Regions from separate parts of the Homo sapiens genome. Here region 2 is linked to region 1. A link is an interaction called in ENCODE POLR2A ChIA-PET data of the cell type or tissue named here. Cell type or tissue: PC-9. All regions are shown on one strand. Each heading gives the region's core, and the rest is flanking DNA. Links, peaks and the distances in the headings are about the cores only.

Region 1 (16,612 bases), core at 4,167-12,166:
TATACCAAAACCTAACAAAAACTTTTTTTTTTAAGACAGATTCTCGCTCTGTTGCCCAGGCTGGAGTGCACGAGCGCAACCTCGGCTCACTGCAAACTCTGCCTCCAGGGTTCAAGCCATACTTGTGCCTCAGCCTCCTGAGTAACTGGGATTACAGGCATGCACTACCACGCCCACCTAATTTTTGTAGTTTTGGTAGAAACAGAGTTTTGCCATGTTGGCCAGGCTAATCTCAAACTCCTGGCCTCAAGTGATCCACCCACCTCAGCCTCTCAAAGTGCTGGGAATACAGGTGTGAGCCACTGCACCCAGCCGCAAAACCTAATAAAGACTTTTTTCTTTTTCTTTTTTTGAGACAGGGTCTCACTCTGTGGCCCAGGCTGGAGTGCAGTAGTGTAATCACTGCTTACTGCAGCCTTGACCTCCTGATCTTAAGCCATCCTCCTACCTCAGCCTCCCAAGTGGCTGGGACCACAGGTGCCTGCCACCATGCCCAGCTGTTTTTTATTTGTAGAAACAAGGTCTCATCTTGTCCAGGCTGGCCTCAAACTCCTGGGCTTAAGCCATCCTCCCACCTCAGCCTCCCAATGTGCTGGGATTAAAGGTATGAGACGCCACGCCTAACTCCCTAACAAAGACTTTTATATAATAAGAAAAGTATAGGCCAAGCATGGTAGCTCACGCCTGTAATCCTAGTGCTTTGGGAGGCCAAGTCTGGCGAATTGCCTGAGGTCAGGAGTTCAAGACAGCCTGGCCAACATGGCAAAACCCCATCTCTACTAAAAATACAAAAATTAGCCAGGCATGGTGGCACGCGCCTGTAATCCCAGCTACTTGGGAGCCTGAAGCAGAATTGCTTGAGGCGGAGGTTGCAGTGAGCCGAGATCACGCCACCACACTCCAGCCTGTGCAACACAGCAAGACTCCATCACGAAAAAAAAAAAAGTATCCCTTATGAGTACAAATACAAAAATACTTGACAAAATACTATCAAATCCAGGAACATGTAAAACTGATCATATGTTATGACTAAGTGGGGAATCCCAGCTATACTGGGAATGCAAGGTTGAGTTATTATTCAAAAATGAATGAATGTTATCCACCACAATACAAGAAAAAGGAAAAAATAATAATACCAAAAAGTCATTTGACAGAATTCGATACCAATTCAGGACAAAAATTCTCAGCAAGCTATTCATGAAAGGGAACTCTGTCAATTTGATAAAAGACATATACAGCAAACATCATGCTTCTAATGTTGAAATGCTGAACACTTCCCCGCTACTTGCATTCAATATTGTACTGGAAATCTGAACTAATGGGAAAGGCTAGAAAAAAAGTCATGGGCCGGGCACAGTGGCTCACGCCTGTAATCCCAGCACTCTGGGAGGCCAAGGTGGGCAGATCACAAAGTCAGGAGTTCGAGACCAGCCTGGCCAATACGGTTAAACCCTGTCTCTACTTAAAATACAAAAATTCGCCAGGCGTGGTGGCGGGTGCCTGTAGTCCCAGCTACTTGGGAGGCTGAGGCAGGAGAATCACTTGAACCCGGGAGGTGGAGGTTGCAGTGAGCTGAGATCGCGCCACTGCACTCCAGCATGGGCAACAGAGCAAAACTCCGTCTCAAAAAAAAAAGTCATCAACATTGGGAAAGAAGAGTAAAACTGTCTCTATTTGCAGGTGACATATTTCTTTAAGTAAAAAATCCTAAGAAAGCAACCAAAACATACTAGAACAAAAAAAAAAAAAAAATAAGTGAATCCTGAGAAATTTCTCAAAATACAAAGTAAACAAAAATTAATTGCATTTCTACATACTTATGGCTAACAATGGGAAATAAATGTTTAAAATATCCTTTTATAATAATGTTATAAAACATAAAACACTTAGATATAAATTTAACAAAAGACACGTAAGACCTTTTCAGTGAAACTACAAAACAGCTGAAACCGTCCAGGCAAGGTGGCTCACACCTGTAATCTGAGCACTTTGCGAGGCCAAGGTGGGCGGATCACCTGAAGTCAGGAGTTCGAGACCAGCCTGGCCAACATGACAAAACCCTGTCTTCTACTAAACATACAAAAATTAGCTGGGCATGGTGACACGTGCCTGTAATCCCAGCTACTTGGCAGGCTGAGGCAGGAGAATCTCTAGAACCTGTGAACCCGGAAGGCAGAGGTTGCAGTGAGCTGAGATCATGCCATTGCACTCCAGCCTGGGCAACAAGAGCAAAACTCCGTCTCAAAAACAAAAACAAAACATAGCTGAAACTAAAGCAAACTGAAATAAATGGAGAGACGGTTATACCATGTTTATGAATTGCAAAGTTCAATATTGCTAAGATATGCATTCTCTCCCAAATTGAACGATAGACTCAATACAATCCTATTCATAATCTCAATAGTTTTTTTTTGTTTTGTTTTTCTTTTTTGAGACAGAGTCTCACTCTGTCGCCCAGGCTGGAGTGCAGTGGCCCAATCTCCACTCACTGCAAGCTCCACCTCCTGGGTTCACTCCATTCTCCTGCCTCAGCCTCCTGAGTAGCTGGGACTATAGGCGCCTGCCACCACACCCGGCTAATTTTCTGTATTTTTAGTAGAGATGGGGTTTCACGGTTTTAGCCAGGATGGTCTTGACCTCCTGACCTCATGATCTGCCCGCCTCGGCCTCCCAAAGTGCTGGGATTACAGGTGTGAGCCACCGTACCTGCATTTTTTTTTTTTTTTTTGAGACAGGTTCTCACTCTGTCACCCAGGTTGGAGTGCAGCTGCATGATCTTGGCTCACTGAAGCCTCCACCTCCCAGGCTCAAGCAATCCTCCCACCTCAGCCTCCCAAGCAGCTGCGACTACAGGTGTGTGACACTACACTTGGCTAATTTTTGTTATTTTCAATCGAGATGGGGTTTCACCATGTTGTTCAGGCTGGTCTTGAACTCCTGGGCTCAAGTGATCAGCCCACTTTCAGCCTCCTAAAGTGCTGGGATTACAGGCGTGAGAAACTGTGCCCGGCTGGTTTTATTTTTTAATAGAATTGATGAGCTATATTCCTAGAATCCTCACAGAAAAAAAAAATTGAGCTGATTCTAAAATGTATGTGGATGTACAGAGGACCTACAGTAGGCAAAACTGTCTTTAAAAAGATGAAGAGGCCGGGCACGGTAACTCACGCCTGTAATCCCAGCACTTTGGGAGGACGAGGCAGGCGGATCACCTGAGGTCAAGAGTTTGAAACCAGCCTGGCCAACATGGTGAAACCCTGTCTCAACTAAAGATACAAAAATTAGCCAGGCATGGTGGTGGGTGCCTGTAATCCCAGCTACTCAGGAGGCTGAGGCAGGAGAATTGCTTGAAACCAGGAGGCAGAGGTTGCAGTGAGCCGAGATGACACCACTGCACTCCAGCCTGCATGACAGAAAGAGACTCTGTCTCAAAAAAAAAAAAAAAGAAGAAGAAAGACTTTTAGTATCTGACTTCAAAACTTACTGTTGAGCTACATTAATCAAAACAGTATGGTATTGGCATAATGACAGTCAAAGAGAGCAATGAAACAGAATAGAGAGTCCAAAACAGACCTATACTTTTACAGTCAATTAGCTTTTGACAAAATAATCCACTGAAGGCAAGGAAAGTCTTTTTTTAACAAATGATGCTGGAACAACTGGATATTCATTTGGGGGAAAAAACTGATGCTTGATCCCTACCGCTCACCATTCACAAAAATTAATTTAAGATGGATTGGCCGGGCACGGCGGCTCACGCCTGTAATCCCAGCACTTTGGGAGGCCGAGGTGGGTGGACTGTGAGGTCAGGAGATCGAGACCATCCTGGCTAACACGGTGAAACCCCGTCTCTATTAAAAATACAAAAAATTAGCCGGGCGTGGTGGTGGGCGCCTGCGGTCCCAGCTACTCGGGAGGCTGAGGCAGGAGAATGGAGTGAACCTGGGAGGCGGAGCTTGCAGTGAGCAGAGATAGCGCCACTGCAGTCCAGCCTGGGTGACAGAGCGAGACTCCATCTCAAAAAAAAAAAAAAAAAAAGATGGATCACAGACCTAAATGTAAAAAGTTAAAATGATAAGGTTTTTAGGAGAAAATACAGGAGAATACATTCACAACCTAGAAGTAGACAAAAATTTCTTCTAAGACAGAAAACAAAAAACAATAACCACAAAAGAACTCCATAAATTGGACTTCACTGACATTAAAAAACTTCAGCACATGGAAAGATGCCATAAAGAAAATGGATAGGCAAACCACAGACTTGGAGAAACTACCTGCAAAACACATTTAATAAAAGACTTCTATACAGAATATATAAAGAACTCCTAAATTCAATAAAAAGGCAAACAGCCTAATTTTTAAAATTATTTTTTCTTTTTTTCTCCCTTAGGATGGCTTGTTTCTTAAGGTCTAAATTTTTAAAGGGACAAAAACTTGGACAGGCAATTCATAAATGAAGATACATGAATGGCCAATAAGTACATGATCAAGTGTTTATCATTAGTCATCGGGGAAGTAGAAACTAAAACTACCATGAGATAATTCCACACAATCATCAGAATGGCTTAAACTTAAAAGAATAACAACATCAAATGCCGGTGGGAATATGGAGCAACTGGAACTTTCATTCTTTGCCGGTGGTAATATAAAAAGCTACAGGCCGGGCGTGGTGGCTCACGCCTGTAATCCCAACACTTTGGGAGGCTGAAGTGGGCGGATCACAAGGTCAGGAGATGGAGACCATCCTGGCTAACATGGTGAAACCCCATCTCTACTAAAAAATACAAAAAAAAAATTAGCCGGGCGTGGTGGCGGGCGCCTGTAGTCCCAGCTACTCAAGAGGCTGAGGCAAGAGAATGGCGTGAACCCAGGAGTCAGAGCTTGCATTGAGCCGAGATAGCCAGCCTGGGTGATAGAGCGACACTCTGTCTCAAATAAATAAATTAATTAATTAAATTAAATAAAAAAATAAAAAGTTACAATCACTTTGAGAAAAGGCTTGTCAGTTTCTTATAAAGTTAAACATATACCTACCCTTTGACCCAGTGATTCTGTTTCTAGGTAACTGCCTAAGAAAAAATGAAAACATACAAAAAATTAGCCGGGTGTGATGGTGCATGCCTGTAATCCCAGCTACTCTGGAGGCTGAGGCAGGAGAATCACTTGAACCCAGGAGGCGGAGGTTGTGGTGAGCTGAGATCATGCCAGTGCCCTCCAGCCTGGGCAACAAGAGCGAAACTCCGTCTCAAAAAAAAAAAAAAAGAAAAAGAAAAAATGAAATATGCACCAGTAGAATTTCTGTATTTCTTTTGTTGTTTTTCTGAGACAGGGTCTTGCTCTGTCACCTAGGCTGGAGTGCAGTGGTGTGATCATGGCTCATTGCAGCCTCAACTTCCTAGGCTCAGCAACGCTCCCATCACAGCCTCTCAAGTAGCTAGGACTACAGGAGTGAGCCACTATGCCCTGGTCTTTTTTTTTTTTTTTTTTTGTAGAGGAAAAAAAAAGATACTAAAAGTCTTTCTTCATACGACATACAGACCAGGCTATATGTCATCCAGCCTGGTCTCAAATTCCTGGGCTCAAGCAATCCTCACGCCTCAGCCTCCCAAAGTGCTGGGATTACAGAAGCAAGCCACCACACCCAGCCTAAGAAGTCGAATTTCATAAGCAGCTTTATTCATGGTAGCCCAAAACTGGAAACTATCAAAAAGTCCATTAACAGGAAAATGGATAAAGAAATTGTGTTGTACTCACAGATTGTAATGAATGTTGCTCAGCATTAAAGAGGCATAAACTGGCCAGGTGCAGTTGCTCACACCTATAATCCCAGCACTTTGGGAGGCTGAAGCGGGTGGATCACCTGAGGTCAGGAGTTCAAGACGAGCCTGTCCAGTGAAACCCCGTCACTACTAAAAATATAACAATTAGCTGGGTGTGGTGGCACAGGCCTGTAGTCCCAGCTACTTGGGAGGCTGAGGCAGGAGAACTGCTTGAACCTGGGAGGCAGAGGTTGCAGTGAGCTGAGATTGTGCCACTGCACTCCAGGCTGGGCAACAGAGCAAGACTCCGTCTCAAAAAAAAAAAAAAAGAGATAAACTACTGAACAACAGTAATGATGAATCTCAAAGACATGATGCTGAGTTAAAGGAGGTGGACACAAGAGCACATACTAGTGATTGCCTGGGATGGCAGTGGGAAACTGAAAAGGAACAAGAAGAACTTTCTAGGGTTATAGTAATGTTCTACATCTTGATTACACGAGAATATCCATTTGCCAAAATTGTACAGATAAACAATGTGCACTTCAAGATATACAAATTTTGACTTTAAAAAACTGTATAACGTTATAGATTGCATGTTTGTGTCCTCTAAAATTCATACGTTGAAACCCTAAACCCCCAATGGGATGATATGAGGAGGTGGGGCTTTTGAGAGGTAATTAGAGCACATGGCATTAGTGGCTCTAAGAAGAAATGCCAGAAAGACTCTAGAGAACATGCGACCTCTCTCTCTCTCTCTGCTATCTGTCATTTGAGGACAAAGCAAGAAGAGGGCCACCTGCAAATCCTAAAGCAAGCCCTCGCCAGATACCAGACCTGTCTGCCAGCATCTTAATCTTGTACTTATCACCCTCCAGAACTGTAAGAAATAAATGTCTGCTGTTTAAGCCAGACAGAATACAGTATAATTTGTTATAGCAGCCCAAGTAGAGGAAGGACACTGGGTGGAGGTATAGATTAAATAAAAATAGCAGGGATGTTGATTCTGGCTGCTGGATACCTAGGGCTGCTGTTCATTTTGTATATGCTTGAGGTTTTTCATATTATACTTTTAAGTAAAAAAAAAAAAAAAGGCTTTTAGAGAGACTAATAAATTCCTTGCCTTTGTTTCTATTTATAACCTTACACAGCAGACTTTTTGTTTTTGTAAAAGTAATTTGAGGACTGCTTAGAGGTGTGACTTGAGAAAAACCATGTACCACATGTAGACCTGACGTTGGCATCAGCATCTGCAGCTGGGAAGAACGGTGGGAAGATCACCAGCTCAGGACCTATACAGACCTGGGCTCAGAGTCAGCTCCACGACGTGTAGGTTGGGTAGCAACGGGCCAGGTGGGGAACTTGATCTCTCCGAATTTCAATTCCCTAGTCTGAAAGATGTAACAATGGATCTTCCTCCCAGGGCCGCAGTGAGGATTCAATGACACATGCATATAATTCACCTAGTACTGTTCATGACACCAGATATGTAGTGAACAACTGCGGTAATCTTACTATTATTATCTCACGTCCATCTCCAAAATAGTCTTCAAGCTCTGCTAACTTGTATTATCTGTTATGGAAAAACTGATTTACATAGCAAGTTGCTTTATTACGGTGTGCCAGCACTGCACTAAGTGCTTCATCTGCATTATTTAATTTGACCCTCACAACAATCTTATGGGGTAGATACTGTGGTTATCCCCATTGTATAAAGAAAGAAACAGAGGCACGGAGAAATTAGGGAATTGTCCAAGATTGCATGAACTAAAATGGAGGAGCTGCTGGTTCCGACCTTTAGAGTCAGAGCTGGTAACCCTACACTGAACCCCGGGTTTAGCAGACTTGTGCCAATGTCACTGCCTCGGGGCACAAAGGGAGATCCTACAAATACCAAGACTAGGGATTTTTTTTAAGAGACTCACTCCATTTCTTCTATTTCTATAGGAAAAATATAGACTAAAAGCATAGCAAGAGAACCGTTGTTGTTGTTGTTGTTGTTGTTGTTTGAGACAGGGTCTTGCTCTGTCACCCAGGCTGGAGTGCAGTGGCACAATCATGGCTCACTGCAACCTCAACCGCAACCTCCAGGACTCAAGCAATCCCCCCACTTCACCCTCCTGAGTAGCTAGGACTACAGGCACCACCACTATGCCCAGCTAACTTTTTTATTTCTTTTTTTGGTAGAGCGGGGGTTTTGCCATGTTGCCCAGGCTGGTCTTTAACTTCCAGGCTCAACTGATCTGCCCACCTTGGCCTCCCAAAGTGCTGGGATTATAGGTGTGAGACCCACTGTGCCCAAAGAGAGCCTATTCTTAATTGTGTACTTTTGGCAAGTATTGGTGGAGGAAAATTCTGAGGATATACCAGAAAAGATACAAAACGACTCAGTTCTGTTGAGGCCTCAGGCAAGTAACTAACTTCCTTATCCCTAACTAAGTCCTTGAGTGACTCAAAAGGCAAACAATGCTCAGGAGTGAAAGTGCCCTCCCTGCCACAGTACTAATCCATTATGTGTATTTTTTTACCTTTCTTTAACTTCATATTAACTAAGATTACTGCAAAAGCCATCCGTTTCTATTTGAATTAAAGCATAGGAAAGGAGCAGAAGTAATACTGGAGGGGGTAGGGGTCAGAGGCTCCAAATACCAACCTCATGCTGCCCAAGTGACTCAGTATGACTTTCTGCTACTAATGCTTCACATTCCTCACACCACCCACACAACTGTGCAAGGTGACTCTGGGGATTCACTTACACAATGATAAGCAAGCAGAAACGGATTTTTGCGTGTGTGCGGTTACCTAACGGACATGGTTTCCTGGTGGTGAGGTACATCCTGGATCTGCTTTCTGCCAAATCCCTCGCATACCAAAAGTGCCTGGTCCAGCGGAATTTCGGCTTCCTTGTCAAAGAAGGCAGAGTGAGACAGGGTCTCACTCTGTCACCCAGGCTGGAGTTCAGTGGCACAAGCACAACTCATTGCAGCATCACCTTCCTGGATTCAAGAGATCCTCCCACTTCAGCCTCCCAAGTAGATGGGACCACAGGCACACACTACCGCGCCCGGCTGATTTTTAAAATTTTTTCATGGAGGCAGAGTTTCTCTTTGTTGCCTGGGCTGGTCTCAAACTCCTGGGCTCAAGCAATTCTCCCACCTAGGCCTTCCAACGTGCTGGGATTACAAGGCATGAGCCACCATGCTGGGCCAACCTGTGGGATGTGTTCTAATCAACTGCTTTTGAAGTTAAAGGCAAAGAACATAAATTGTTTCTGAAATACAACGAATGATTCTGCATACAGTAAGGAAGGCCAGCATCCACTGCACATTTGCCATGTGTCCCACCTTGTTAGCTTTCTGTTCATTCCTTTGCTTAGTCGTCAAGCACTATGACAAGGAAGCCAAGATTCTGGTGGACCAGGCACTTTTGGTGTGTGAGGAATCTGGCAGATGGCAGACCCAGGATGTGCTTCATCACCGGGAAACCATGTCCGTTACGTAACCACACAATCTTCCCAGGGGCTGAGGAGGCATGAGAAAGAACTTCAATAAACTGAGCGTTCTTCACCCGCTAGAGAACTGCTCCTTAGAACATTCTAAACTTATCTGATAGAGGCTGGACCCAGGACTGTAATCCTAGCACTTTGGGAGGCCAAGGCAAGTGGATCGCTTTGAGCTCAGGAGTTCGAGACCAGCCGCAATATGGCGAGACCCTGTCTCTACAAAAATACAAAAATTAGGCTGGGCATGGTGGCTCACACCTGTAATCCCTGCACTTTGGGAGGCCAAGGTGGGCAGATCACTTGAGGTCAGGAGTCTGAGACCAGCCTGGCCAACATGGTGAAACCCCATCTCTACTAAAAATACAAAAATTAGCCGAGTGCTGTGACGCACGCCTGTAGTCCCAGATACTCGGGAGGCTGAGGCAGGAGAATTGCTTGAACCTGGGAGGCAGAGGTTGCAGTGAGCCAAGATCACGCCACTGCTCTCCAGCCTAGGTGACAATGCGAGACTCTGTCTCAAAAAAAAAAAAAAATTACAAAAATTATCTAGGCATTTGGTGGCTTGCACCTGTAGTCCCTGTTACTCATGAGGCTGAGGCTGGATAATCGCTTGAGCCCTGGAAGCAGAGGTTGTAGTGAGCTGAGATCACACCACTGCACTCTAGCCTGGGCAACAGAATGAGACCCTGACTCAAAAAAAAAAAAAAAAAAGAAAAAAAAAAGCATCACACCCTACTGTTCAAAATCCTGTACTGGCAACTTTGGGTCAAAGGTGGCTGTTTAAGGAAGTCTGTTTTTTTGTGTTTTTTTTTTAATTTTTGTAGAGATGGGGTCTTGCTATGTTGCCCAGGCTGATCTTGAACTCCTGTGCTCTAGCAATCCTCCTGCCTCAGCCTCCCAAGTAGCTGGAATTTCAGGTGTGAGCCACAGCACCCAGCTGTCTGCTCTTTAGATACGGGATAATCAGTATACTGTGCATCAAATCCTCTCTCATCAGTGGTTTACAAGTAAAGATGGAGTCGGGGAAAGATAAAGAAACACAGAGAATGCAGAATGCATAGAGAGGAAGAAGTGCTAGAAGAGAAGGAGCAGAACACCTGGTGGCTTCAGTCTTCCTAGTGGTAGGTAAACTACCGTATGCATTGGGCAGTGAAGAACAAGGATTTGCCTTAGCAGAATCTGGGTTCACATCTGGCTCTGCCCACCCAGTAATCTAGAAAAAATGTCAAATTACCTCACATCTCTAAGCACCTATCCTCATATATGAAACAAGGATAACTACCCTATCCAGATGTCATGAGGATGAAATTACTGTTCTTGGCCAGGTGTGGTGGCTCACACCTATAATTCCAGCACTTTGGGAGGCTGAGGCAGAAGGATCACTTGAGCCCGGGAGTTCATGGTCAGCTTGGGCAACACAGTGAAATCCCATCTCCATTTTAAAAGTTAACTAATTAATTAAAAAATGAAGGCTGGGTGTAGTGGCTCAGGCTGAGCGTGATGGCTCAGGTTGGGCATGGTGGCTCATGCCTGTCACTTATGTTATATTAATATAATATTAATATATTAATTTATTCACAGTTAGTTAAATTGCAAGGACCTCTAATACATTTAGACTAAGGTTGCATTTATAGAAGTCCAACACACAGCCAGGCACAGTGGCTCATGCCTGTAATCCCAGCCCTTTGTGAGGCTAAGGCAGGCAGATACCTTGAGGTCAGGAGTTCAAGACCAGCACGGGCAACGTGGTGAAGCCCCGTCTCTATAAAAAATACAAAAATTAGCCAGGCGTGTGGTGTGCTCCTGTGGTCCCAGCTACTCAGGAGACTGAGGTGGGAAGATCACTTAAGCCTGGGAGGTGGAGGCTGCAGTGAGCCAAGATCGAGCCATTGCACTCCAGCCTGGATGACAGAGTGAGACCCTGTCTCAAACAAAACAAAACACAAAAACAAACAAAATCAATGGGCTAGGCACAGTGGCTCACACCTGTAATCCCAGCACTTTGGAAGGCCAAGGCGGGCGGATCACTTGAGGCCAAGGAGTTCAAGACCAGCCTGGCCAACGTGGTGAAACCTGATCTATACTTAAAAAAAATAATAATTAGCCGGGCTTGGTGGCACATGCCTGCAGTTGCAGCTACTAGGAGGCTAAGTCACGAGAATCGCTTGAACTGGGGTGGCGGAGGTTGCAATGAGTCAAGATTGTGCCACTGCACTCCAGCCTGGGAGACAGAGTGAGACTCTGTCTCCAAAAAAAAAAAAAAAAAAATCAATGGATCATAAAATCAAATGGATCATAAAGGGTTCACTTCCGAGCTCTCTATCCTGTTCCATTGGTTGATATATCATTTTTTTGCTGTTTTTTTTAATTAAAAAAAAAAGAAATCCAACACATTTATAACTTTTAGGAACATACAGACTGTTTAAGGTGAGACACACTTTTGAAACTTAAACTTTTTTGTGGTCATTCATCACTGATATTACAGTAAGCCTGGATATGAGTAAACTCCAGTATGATAAACATAACATTAGCATATAACCCTCACTGCCCAAAGAAATCTGATTGTATCTTACATATTATTAAATTAATAAAGCTCCCCCCTAATATTAAGTTGCCGTTATTGACTGAAACTTGGATCTGTGTTTGGTCCCAAGTGCATCTCTGTAGCCTACCTTTCAAAGCGCTGCTTCATTTGTTTACATGCATAGTAGTTTCCATCTCTCAGGCTTTGCATCTTCATAACTTCAGAAAACGTTCCCTCTCCTATTTTGCCAATTGCTTTATAGTCTATAAATAAAAATGATTACAAAAATAAAATGTTATTTATGCATACACTTGTATTCACTTCCAGACAGCAAACTTTTAATCTATAAGATAATTTAAACAGCAATATACTGAGAATTGTTTCTCCTATCTTTGTAAGATTTAGTGGTCCCCTCAACTTTAGGGGAAGCTGGAACAAAGCATCATTTCCTTCCAGTCTGTGCCCTCCCTTGTATAGCAGGAACCACCTTACCTGGATCCTGGCCAGTGAGGAGAGGCTCAGCTACCCTACAAGATTCAGAAGATAGAGGAGCAGCAGACGTGGGATTCTTCCAGCAGGGGTGGGCATGGGCATGAGCTTAGGCTCTGGGCTGATGTCATATTGCAGCAGCAGCCTCTAAGGACCCTCCTGAAATTGACCTTCCCTGGTCCTATAGAGGGCCCAGCTGATCCGCAACAGTTTCCTACAATTCTTGCACTTCCTAATTTTCTGAAAGCTAACAGCAACTTTCCCTGGGTGTGCTGCCACCACATCACCCCAGCCCTGATAATGGTTTTGGAAGCCTCTAGATCACTATGTTAAATGCCTTCCTGCTTGATACCTAGGGTAGTTTCCATTTTCCTGACCAAACCCTGACTGACAACAAATGAGCACCTTGATGTGGGGTGCTGCTGTGAACAAAAGTCTAAAATATGTTAGTTTGGCTTATTGGTCAGGTGGCAAAATGCTAGAGAGCCTGGCATATCATGATGAAATATCGCCCACTTAAAGGAATGCCTGCACTCACTGCTGCCTTTCATGGACCCAGTGTCCGCTGAGCCTGCTGGCCTAAGGAAAGTGGTGGGAAGAGTCAGAATGATGGAGTACGCTAATTACTACTGACTGCCTTAACAAGCTATTTCAAGACAAAGATAAGTACAGGCAAGAATGGCTATACCACTTTTCAAGCAGAAATGGAAGGAATAAGTAAAATCTAGAGAGCAAAAGTCTCACCAGTTGTAAAAGTTTCTACAGCCCAAATAATAGGAGAGTAAGACTGCAACAACATTGGCAGAGAACGGTCTGTGAGCCTTCTCCATTGAACAAATGGCTCATCTTTGCGGCAGAGATCACAGGAAGGCTGTTACAATCTCTGGGCATTTGTTTCAGAAAGCTTCAAGGAAGCTCCTACAAATTGAGACCCAGAGGCATATGAGCGAGGCCACAAAGAAATAAGGCAGGCTTGGGGCCAGGCGCGGTGGCTCACGCCTGTAATCCCTGCACTTTAGGAGGCCGAGGCAGGCAGATCACCCACCTGAGGTCAGGAGTTCCAGACCAGCCTGGCCAACATGCCAAAACCCTGTCTCTACTAAAAATACAAAAAATTAGCCAGGCGTGGTGGCATGCACCTGTAGTCCCGGCCACTTGGGAGGGTGGGGCAGGAGAATCCCTCGAACCCAGGAGGTGGAAGTTGCAGTGAGCCAAGATCACACTACTGCACTCCAGCCTGGGCTACAGAGTGAGATGTCATCTCAAAAAAAAAAAAAAAAAAGAAAATGCAGGCTTGAGAACTAGATCTAGAAGAGAACCTTGGGTGTGGAACTGACCAGAAGCAAACAGACCAGAAATCTTTAAACATCACTTAGATTGTGGCAGAAACAAGCCTAGAGTAAAAGAGGCCTTCACTTCAGGCCCCAAACCTGCACCTGCACAAAGCAGATGGGGTCTTGCTATGTTGCCCAGGCTGGCCTCAAACTCCTGGGCTCAAGCCTAAACTTCTACCTCAGCCTCCCAAGTGGCTAGCATGAGCCACTGCACCCAATTCACAGGTTTTCAAAACTGCAGCGCTGAAGGTGGGCATCCTCTTCAGTATTCCTTTCCACATGCACATTTCAAATGCCTTGTCTGAATTCTGATTTGAACAAACCATCGGTAAAAAGGTACTCATTTTTCAGAAGTGATAACGGTTATGTCAAAACACAAAAAATGTCCTTATCTGTTAGCAAGAAATACAGAAGTATTTCCAGGTGAAAATGATACAATAATTGGAATTTACTTTAAAATATCCCTGGCCGGCTCACACCTGTAATCCCAGCACTTTGGGAGACCCAGGTCGGTGGATCACTTGAGGCCAGGAGTTCGAGACCAGTCTGGACAACATGGTGAAACCACGTCTCTACTAAAAATACAAAAATTAGCTGGATGTGATGGTGCGCACCTGTAATCCCAGCTACTTGGGAGGCTGAGGTAGAAGAATTGCTCAAACCCGGAAGGCAGAGGTTGCAGTGAGCCAAGATCGCACCACTGCACTCCAGCTTGGGGGACAAGAGCAAAACTCTGTCTCAAAAAATAAAATAAAATACAATACCCCTGTACATTCCCATTCACTACTGCTGAAATTATAAACTGGCATAGTCTCTTTGGAGGGCAATTTGGCAGCAGCTATTAAATCTTTAAGATGTGCATCCGGGCCGGGCGCGGTGGCTCACGCCTGTAATCCCAGCACTTTGGGAGGCCGAGGCGGGCGGATCACGAGGTCAGAAGATCGAGACCATCCTGGCTAACACGGTGAAACCCCGTCTCTACTAAAAATACAAAAAATTAGCCGGGCGTGGTGGCGGGTGCCTGTAGTCCCAGCTACTCGGGAGGCTGAGGCAGGAGAATGGCGTGAACCCAGGAGGCGGAGCCTGCAGTGAGCCGAGATCGCGCCACTGCACTCCAGCCTGGGCGACAGAGCGAGACTCCGTCTCAAAAAAAAAAAAAAAAAAAAAAAAAAAGATGTGCATCCTCCGGCCGGGCGCAGTGGCTCACGCCTGTAATCCCAGCACTTTGGGAGGCCAAGGTGAGGATCACTTGAGCCCAGGAGTTCAAGGCCAAGTTGGGCAACATAGACCCCGTCTCTACAAAAAATAATTAGCCAGACTCAATGGCACACGCCTGTCATCCCAGCTACTCAGGAGGCTGAAGTGGGAGAACCACTTGAGCCCAGGAGTTTGAGGCTGCAGTGAGTAGGGATCGCACTACTATACGCTAGCCTGGGCGACAGAGGGAGACCCTGTCTAAAAGAAAAAAAAATAACTTGCTCAAGTACATATGACAGGAAGATTAATGATTGCACCATTAATCAATACAGTAAAGCTGATAACCCAAATGGCCCCCATAGGAAACTGGATTAATATGGTTTACCTGTATAACGGAATATACTGTAAATATTTAAAATAATGGGTGGCAGGTGCCTGTAGTCCCAACTATTTGAGAGGCTGACGCAGGAGAATCACTTCAACCAGGGAAGTGGAGGTTGCAGTAAGCTGAGATTGCGCCACTCCACTCCAGCCTGGGCAACAAAGTGAGACTCCGTCTCAAAAATAATAATAATAATAATAATAATAATAATAATAATGTCCTTAAAAACTATACACACACACAGAATTAATACTGGCTCTGTCTGAGGTTACAGGTGTCTCATTTTCTAAGTTAGATATTTTCCACAATGTTGTTTTTTGAAATAAGAGCATGATTTTCACTGTTTTATTTCAAAATAACAAAAACTAAATACTCCTCCCCCAGAAAAGATGGTGGTGGGGAAAATGGTAAAATGCTGATCACTGCTGAAATTCGGTGATGGATTTATGAGGGTTCAGTGGGCGTGGTGGCTCACGCCTGTCATCCCAGCACTTTGGGAAGCCGAAGCAGGCAGATTACCTGAGGTCAGGAGTTCGAGACCAGCCTGGCCAACATGGCGAAACTCCATCTCTACTACAAATACAAAACTTGGCCAGGCACAGTGGCACATGCCTGTAATCCCAGCACTTTGGGAGGCCGAGACGGGCAGATCACGAGGTCAGGAGTTCAAGACCAGGCCAGCCTGACCAAGATGATGAAACCCCATCGTACTAAAAATATAAAAATTAGCTGAGCATGGCAGCGCTATATATCTGATAAGAAACTTATATCTAGAATATATAAATAAGTCTTATAACTCAATACAAAGACAATCCAACTAAAAGGTGATCAAAAGATTTGACAGATATTTCTCCAAAGAAGACATAAAAATGACCAATAAGCTATGAAATGATGCTCAACATCATCAGTCATTAGGGAAAAGCAAGTTAAAACTATGATGAGATACCACTTCACACTCACTAGAATCAAAAACATAGATAATAACAAGTGTTGGTGAGGATGTGGAGAAATTGGGACCCTCATACATTGCTGGCAGGAATGGAAAATGGTGCAGACACTATGAAAAACAGTTTAGCCAGTTCTTTGAGATTTTTTTTTTTTTTTTTTTTTTTGAGACGGAGTCTTGCTCTGTCGCCCAGGCCGGACTGCGGACTGCAGTGGCGCAATCTCGGCTCACTGCAAGCTCTCCGCTTCCCGGGTTCACGCCATTCTCCTGCCTCAGCCTCCCGAGTAGCTGGGATTACAGGCGCCCGCCACCGCGCCCGGCTAATTTTTTGTATTTTTAGTAGAGACGGGGTTTCACCTTGTTAGCCAGGATGGTCTCGATCTCCTGACCTCATGATCCACCCGCCTCGGCCTCCCAAAGTGCTGGGATTACAGGCGTGAGCCACCGCACCCGGCCTGAGATGTTAAACAGAGTTACCA
Region 2 (8,000 bases), core at 1-8,000, 250 kb before region 1:
AGGCATGAACCACTGCACCCAGCCATTTTTTTACTCTTTATAAGGTCTTTTGAAGAACAAACGTTCTTAAAGATGTATCTTTCAGGCTGGGCACAGTGGCTCACGCCTGTAATCCCAACACTTTGGGAGGCCAAGGTGGGCGGATCACCTGAGGTCAGGAGTTCGAGACCAGCCTGCCCAACGTGGTGAAACCCCGTCTCGCCGAGGCAGGTGGATCACGAGGTCAGGAGTTCAAGACCAGCCTTACCAACATGGTGAAAACCCATCTCTACTAAAAATACAAAAATTAGCCGGGTGCGGTACTGCATGCCTGTAATCTCAGCTACTCAGGAGGCTGAGGCAGGAGAATCACTTAAACCTGGGAGGCAGAGGTTGCAGTGAGCCGAGATCGCGCCATTGCACTCTAGCCTGGGCGACAGAGGGAGACTCTGTCTCAAAAAAAAAAAAAAATTGCCAGGTATGGTGGCGTGTGCCTATAGTCCCAGCTACTTGAGAGGCAGGAGAATCACTTGAACCCAGGAGGCAGAGGTTGCAGTGAGCTGAGATCAGGCCACTGCACTCTAGCCTGGGTGACAGAGTGAGACCCTGTCTCAAGGAAAAAAAAAAAAAAAAAAAAGATGTATCTTTGAAACTCTTAATCACATTTCTAATTGAGTTTGTGTATTGAGTGAGCAGTGGGTCCGTTTTCAGTTCTTTCCTTATGGACACCCATTATCCCAGCAAAGTTTATTAAATAATAATTTACTCTGCAGTATCTGTCTGTCATCATAGTTTCCCTGTGTGCATAGGTATCCGTTAGTTGTTCTCTGTGCTAAAACCACATGGTCCTGATTATGGTAATAAGTCTGTTTAATAGGGCAGGCCCAGGCCAGGTGCGGTGGCTCACGCCTGTAATCCCAGCACTTTGGGAGGCCGAGACCGGCAGATCACAAGGTCAAGAGATCAAGACCATCCTGGCCAACGTGGTGAAACCCGTCTGTACTAAAAATACAAAAATTACCTGGGCATGGTGGTACGTGCCTGTAGTCCCAGCTACTTGGGAGGCTGAGGCAGGAGAATTGCTTGAACCCAGGAGGCGGAGGTTGCAGTGAGCTGAGATCGTGCCACAGCACTCCAGCCTGGTGACAGAGCGAGGCTACAAAAAAAAAAAAAAAAATAGGGCAGGCCCTCACACCTGGTTCTTTTCTGGAGGGATCTTTCCTGTTCCAAATGAAATACAGAAATGGCTTGTCAGGTTGCACCAGGACAATAAGCACCTCCCACCACTGAGATTTTGACTGGGATTACATTGAACTTATGGATGAGTTTGATGGAACTGGCATTTTTATAGTAGAGTGTTTTTTTCCTCCATGATCATGGTATGTCTCTTCATGTATTGAGGTCCTCTTCATTGCCTTTTGGTGAAGTTCAGTTTTCTCTATAAAAGTTTTTCATGTTTTTAGATCCATTCCTAGTGAATTTATATTTTTTTGCTATGTTATAAATGATACCTTTTTTGTTGCATTTTTAACAGTTTCTTCATGGTATGTGGACATACAGTTGACTTTGGTCTAATAACTAACATTTTTTTCTAAGTAATTTGGGTATTACCTTTTTTTCTATAGGATTACATCCCAGTAGACCAAGAAGAGTTAAGAGATTATGTCAAAGCTAGGCTGAAGGTCTTTTATGAAGAAGAACTTGATGTTCCGCTGGTGCTGTTTAATGAAGTCCTAGACCACGTGCTGAGGATTGACAGGTGGGCTTTTTTGTTGTTACAGCCCCACCTCTCGCCTAAGCTGCTCTTGAGTAAGTGTGTGTGCCGGGTCACACCAGGCCTCATGCTGTCCTACCACCTCCACCTCAGCCTTCTCCACCAAGCAGCTTCCCCCTTCTCTTCTTTCTAAGTCCAGCTTAACCATCCTCAGTTTATCCTAAGCAGAACTTCATTCTTCCTCCCCCAGCACTGCATACCTGCCATAATTATGGCCCTTTGACCTTCTGCTGGAATTGCATTAGTCTCTCATGTCAGTCTAGAGGACAGGACCGTGTCTTACTGGTCTTTGCATTCCTCCTGGACTTCACAAATAACAGTTGCTCAGCAAATGTTTAATATACAAGTTCAAGTTAAAACATGTCCAAAATACTGTAGACACTAGATATGAGTCAAAAGGGGAATGAGGCATTATAAGCCTTAACATTGATCAGTTCTCGTAATGTTTCAGAATATTCCGTCAACCTCAAGGCCACTTGCTTCTGATTGGTGTTAGTGGAGCAGGAAAAACTACCCTGTCTCGTTTCGTCGCCTGGATGAACGGTTTGAGTGTGTACCAGATTAAGGTGCGTCTGGTCGGTGGCCTCTTAATCCCAGCAACAGATGTGTGTGCAGAGCTCAGTGAGTAGGAATGGACCTAACTTGCCTCTGCTTCTGTAGGTCCATAGGAAGTACACAGGGGAAGACTTTGATGAAGATCTACGGACAGTGTTGAGACGTTCTGGCTGTAAAAATGAAAAGATAGCATTTATAATGGATGAATCTAATGTGTTAGATTCTGGATTCCTGGAGCGAATGAATACCCTTCTGGCCAATGGAGAGGTAATTAGGTGACGTGTTGCGTTGCATTACGTGTTACCGGGGGACCAGTAAGTCAGCACTGTGCTGTTTCCCAGGTGCCTGGTCTCTTTGAAGGAGACGAGTATGCCACCTTGATGACGCAGTGCAAAGAGGGGGCACAGAAGGAAGGCCTGATGCTGGACTCGCACGAGGAGCTCTACAAGTGGTTCACTAGCCAGGTTATCCGCAACCTCCACGTCGTGTTCACCATGAACCCGTCCTCGGAGGGACTCAAGGACCGGGCAGCTACATCACCAGCACTTTTCAACAGGTACGTGGGCCTTTACTTGGCTCTGGGTCAGGAAAGTCGGTGTCCTTCCAAGGGACAAAGCCTGCCCCTCATAGCTGTCCTGAAACATGGGCCTCTTTCTCAGGTGTGTGTTGAATTGGTTTGGAGACTGGTCCACCGAAGCACTGTATCAGGTTGGCAAAGAATTCACAAGTAAGATGGATCTGGAGAAGCCAAATTACATCGTGCCTGATTACATGCCAGTTGTGTATGATAAGCTGCCGCAGCCACCATCCCATCGGGAAGCCATTGTGAACAGCTGTGTGTTTGTTCATCAGACTCTTCACCAGGTGGGTTCAGTTTTGAGATCAACAGATAAACCACAAAACTAACCATCATGCTAATATAAAACTAAATTGCTATAAAAATAGACCTTAAGGCCAGGTGCAGTGACTCATGCCTGTAATCCCAGCACTTTGGGAGGCCAAGGCGGGAGGATCACTTGAACCCAGGAGTTCAAGACCAGCCTGGGCAACATGGCGAGACCCCATCTCTACAAAAAATACAAAGAAAATTAGCCGGGCATGGTGGTGGGCACCTATAGTCCCAGCTACTCAGGAAGCTGAGGTGGGAGGATCACTTAAGCCCAGGAGGCAGAGGTTATATTGAGCTGAGATCACGGCACTGCAATCCAGCCTGGGCAACAGAGCAAGACCCAGACTCAAAACAACATAAATAGACCTTAGGGCACTTCATGTTTGACATTGTACTGTTATTTGTAAAGGAAATACTTGTTTCTTACCTCTTACCTCTTTAGTAACATCTCATTCTTGTCACTGGGCTGTAAATTCTGGAGCCGTCTAACACTTTAGTGCCCCCACTGACTCTGCCTCTGATAAAATGATCTCCTTTGCCTTTGTCTCCCACTGCTGCTGTATGTTCAGGCCCTTACTCTTTCCTCTAGATCAGGAATCAGCACGCTTTCTCTTTAAAGAGCCAGATCATAAATGTTTTAACCTTTACAGGTGGAGTAGTCTCGGGCACAGCTACTCAGTGCTGCCATTGTAGGGCAAAAGCCTCCAGAGACCATATATAAATGAATGGGTGTGGCTGTGGCCAGTAAAACCTCATTACTGAAAAATGCAAGGCTTGGCCTGCTAACCATGTTTTGCTAATCCTTGCTGTAGATTCTGTGTGATAGAAGAATTCAGTCTACTCCTCCCTCCCAGAAGAGCTTTGTGAAATCCACTCTGAGCTTGTAGGTGTCCTGCTGCCCAGCCCCTGCAGGCCATCTCCATTGCCCTTGGAATGTCGTCCAGCCCTGGCTTCCCCTGGTAGTCTGATCATCTTGCTGTGCTTCAGAAATCAAGGGACCAGAGCAGTTTCTCACATCAGGCCTGCCTTGCCCCTTTCTTGTCATTTCTTACTAATAAAAGGTGGAAGCAGGCTAGCTAACCTTTCTATAGTAACTGACATTTGTGATGCCTTTTCACATAAGTACACCTCTAAAGTTGGTGTAATCACCATCCTCAGTTTAGAGAAGTTAAAGGGCTTAGAGAGGTTTGGAAGTGTAAGGGGTATCTCGAAAGCTCTAAGTGGCTAAGCTGAGGCCCGACTCGAGTGTTCTGGCCCCGAGGGCCAGGCTCCTTCTATCATGTCACACCCATCTGCCAAGGCCAAAATTGTTTTCTGAGGTTAAGTCACAGAGTTTCCTGAAGAGTGAGAAGATGTAACTATTTTCTGAAAGGCGAATGCTCGGCTAGCAAAGCGAGGCGGCAGAACGATGGCCATCACCCCTCGCCACTACCTGGACTTCATCAATCACTATGCCAACCTGTTCCACGAGAAGCGGAGCGAGCTGGAGGAGCAGCAGATGCACTTGAACGTGGGGCTCAGGAAGATCAAAGAGACAGTCGACCAGGTGCGTCACAGGCACAAATTCCTCACGGGAGTGAGCTGCAGTGAGGACCCCTTTCCATATAATTTCTGCATGTTTCTCGTCTCTGAGTGTGGGCTTTGCTCTTTAGGTAGAAGAACTGCGTCGTGACTTGAGGATAAAGAGCCAAGAGCTGGAGGTGAAGAATGCAGCAGCCAATGACAAGCTGAAAAAGATGGTGAAAGACCAGCAGGAGGCTGAAAAGAAGAAGGTATGGTGTCAGGGAATTCTGGCCTGTAAGGACTGAGCATTTTCAGTCTCCAATGAGAGAGTAGGAAATGTAGTTCCAAATGGGTCTTAGGGTTAGAGAGAGGGAGGGAGGGAGAGAGAGTGTGTGTGTGTGTGTGTGTTGGCAGAGTGAAGAATGTTGTTTAGAATTTAGTCAGCAAATTAACCAATGCTTAACCCATACCTAAGCCATCCCTCCTTTCTAGGTTATGAGCCAAGAAATCCAGGAACAGCTGCATAAGCAGCAGGAGGTAATTGCAGACAAACAGATGAGTGTCAAAGAAGATCTTGATAAGGTGGAACCTGCCGTCATTGAGGCCCAGAATGGTATGTAAAGACTGTCAGAGCTTTGATGTCTAGGAAGGGTGGTCTCCGTCAACATTACTGTGGAGTTCAGGTCACTGAACATTGCACATATGCTTCCCTCAAAGGTTCTGGTTTCCAAAAATATCATTAGTAACCATCTGAAGCTTTTTCTGAATGCTTGAGATTGTCTTCATCTCTCAAAGCAAAGTTCCTACAAAGCTAGATTGTATTTACCATAGTGAAACCCCTCTCATAAAAGAAACTTCACAATATAAGCTTTGTGTCAATATACGTTTTTAGAGATCTGTTGATAATTACGTAAGTATGCTATTTATCAATCCCTGACTTGAATTTCACCCAGAAATATAAAATATTCAGTGTAACTGTCTTGTAATTGTTTCTGAGTGTTCTAGCTATGACCCAATTGCTAATTTAAGTATTGATAGCAGTCACTTCTCTTTTTCCATTCCTTACATGCCTATAAGATGCTATAGAAATAGGGCAACAACCTGCCATCCTGTTTTAGTTTGCAATTTACACAGTGAGTAAGACTGCTCTCAGCCAGGCGAGGTGGCTCGCACTAATCCCAGCACTTTGGGAGGCCGAGGCAGGAGGATCATTTGAGGCAGGAGGACCATTTGAACTTAGGAGTTTGTGACCAGCCTGGGCAACATAGCTAGACCCCCATCTCTATTTTAAAATAAATGAATAAATGAAAACAAAAGAAAAAAAAGAGTGCTTTCTTCTTGCCCACTGTATTTAACCTGTTTCAAATAACCCAATTATCTGTAGTTTTTACCTTATACAACAAGATGAATTCAAATGCACCACTCAACCTATATATTTTCATTCAGAGTTGGATTTGGATGATAATTTAATGTAGTTCTCACCTTCTAAATATTACTTAAAATTGTTTTACAAAAATTTCAGCCTAGAAAACTATTTTAGTGTATAGAAGTCATTGGCCATTGTTTTTGTTTTGCTTTGTTTGAGACAGGGTCTCACTCTGTCCCCCAGGCTGGAGTGTAGTGGTGCAACCATGGCTCACTGTAGCCTCAGCCTTCCCTGTTTCAGATGATCCTCCCACCTGAGCCTCCTGAGTAGCTGGAACTATAGGTGCGCGCCGCCACACCCAGCTAATTTTTGTATTTTTTGTGGAGTCAGGGTTTTGCCATATTGCCCAGGCTGGTTTCAAACTGCTGGGCTCAAGCGATCCACCTGCCTCAGCCTCCAGAAGTACTAAGATGTGTGAGCCACTGTGCCTGGCAGCCATTGTTTTAGAACTGTTAACTCCACGTCTTTACGCATCCCTCTAAATTGTAGCAAATTTAAAATGTCTGTTGAAATTATATAAAATAAATGCACAATTGCACTTAAAATATTTTGTAAAATATTTTTTTAAAATATTTTTGGCCAGGCGCAGTGGCTCACGCCTGTAATCCCAGCACTTTGGGAGGCAGGGGCGGGTGGATCACCTGAGGTCGGGAGTTCAAGACCAGCCTGACCAACATGGAGAAACCCCGTCTCTACTAAAAATAGGAAATTAGCTGGGCGTGGTGGTGCATACCTGTAATCCCAGCTGCTCAGGAGGCTGAGGCAGGAGAATCACTAGAACCTGGGAGGCAGAGGTTGCAGTGAGCTGAGATCGCACCACTGCACTCCAGCCTAGGCGACAGAGCTAGACTCAGTCTCAAATAAATAGTAAATATATTCTTAATCTTTATGGGGATAAAGAAATTAGGACTTGTGAGACATTTTAAAGGTAATATCCTGCTTTTTAAGGAATGCTAGCATTTTGTAAGATCTTCATAATCATTTAAGAGATCAGCTACTTACCCTATTCCAGAGGGTTTAATACAGAAAAGTCTCTCATTTCTTAGCTCTTCTAAGCAGCTAGCTGTCCTTTCTCTCATTGGAGTTGGAGCTCCTGGCTGTTTTGGTTCATTCTCACCATGCTTTGCTCTATCTTCTCCCACCCATCGACCCTCATCCACTCCTGCTGCCACTCAGCTGTGAAGTCGATCAAGAAGCAGCACCTGGTGGAGGTGAGGTCCATGGCCAACCCTCCTGCTGCTGTGAAGCTGGCGCTGGAGTCCATCTGCCTGCTGCTGGGGGAAAGCACCACAGACTGGAAGCAGATCCGCTCCATCATCATGCGGGAGAACTTCATCCCCACCATCGTCAACTTCTCTGCAGAGGAGATCAGGTGAGAAAGTGGAAGTGCCAAGGTATTGCCAGAAATTGAAATCAGTTGTTCAGGCCAGGCACGGTGGCTCACGCCTCCAATCCCAGAACTTTCGGCTGTTCAGGCCAGGCACAGTGGCTCACGGCTCCAATCCCAGAACTTTGGGAGGCTGAGGCAGGTGAAGTGCTTGAGCCTAGGAGTTAGAGACCAACCTGGGCTACATGGCGACACCCTGTCTCTACAAAAAAATACAAAAATGAGCTGGGCGGGGTGGCATGCGCCTGTAGTCCTAGCTACTTGGGAGGCTGAGGTGGGAGGATTGCCTGAACCCAGGGGATCAAGGCTTCAGTGAACCGAGATCACACCACCGCACTCCAGCCTGGGTGACAGAGAAAAACCCTGTCTCATTAAAAAAGAAGAAAGAAAAAAATTGTTCAAGTGTTGAGCACATTTTCAGCTTTCACCTGAGAACCAAGGGTCAGTCTAGCTCATCCCCAGTGGTCAGTCACTGGGGCAATGAGAT

The links. ChIA-PET counts read pairs that join two places held together with the same protein. Peaks named below come from ENCODE experiments on the same cell type or tissue, not always from the same donor. Only the 100,000 strongest peaks of a DNase experiment are listed, where the experiment ranks them.
Region 2: POLR2A ChIA-PET joins it to region 1 with 8 read pairs; 2 of 35 experiments call an interaction of 5 or more read pairs at or near these places.

What each region holds. Positions count from the first base shown.
Region 1 is chr14:102,271,545-102,288,156 of GRCh38, forward strand. It overlaps MOK (MOK protein kinase), which reads right to left. Exons shown (of 12, transcript NM_014226.3): 2 at 11,934-12,048. Among named protein-coding and RNA genes, the nearest start is that of MOK, 25 kb to the right of the region's middle. RefSeq lists an enhancer at 7,780-8,979. In PC-9, for the core only: no CTCF peak of the experiment used is centred there; DNase peaks (open chromatin) are centred at 7,627, 8,527 and 9,227; H3K4me3 peaks cover 1,766 bases; H3K27ac peaks cover 6,296 bases.
Region 2 is chr14:102,024,970-102,032,969 of GRCh38, forward strand. It overlaps DYNC1H1 (dynein cytoplasmic 1 heavy chain 1), which reads left to right. Exons shown (of 78, transcript NM_001376.5): 44 at 1,605-1,738; 45 at 2,205-2,319; 46 at 2,414-2,575; 47 at 2,650-2,864; 48 at 2,968-3,172; 49 at 4,570-4,743; 50 at 4,850-4,969; 51 at 5,193-5,313; 52 at 7,303-7,498. Among named protein-coding and RNA genes, the nearest start is that of HSP90AA1, 58 kb to the right of the region's middle. RefSeq lists an enhancer at 2,353-3,552. In PC-9, for the core only: CTCF peaks have their summits at 3,895 and 4,160; DNase peaks (open chromatin) are centred at 3,122, 3,972 and 5,172; H3K4me3 peaks cover 1,157 bases; H3K27ac peaks cover 6,081 bases.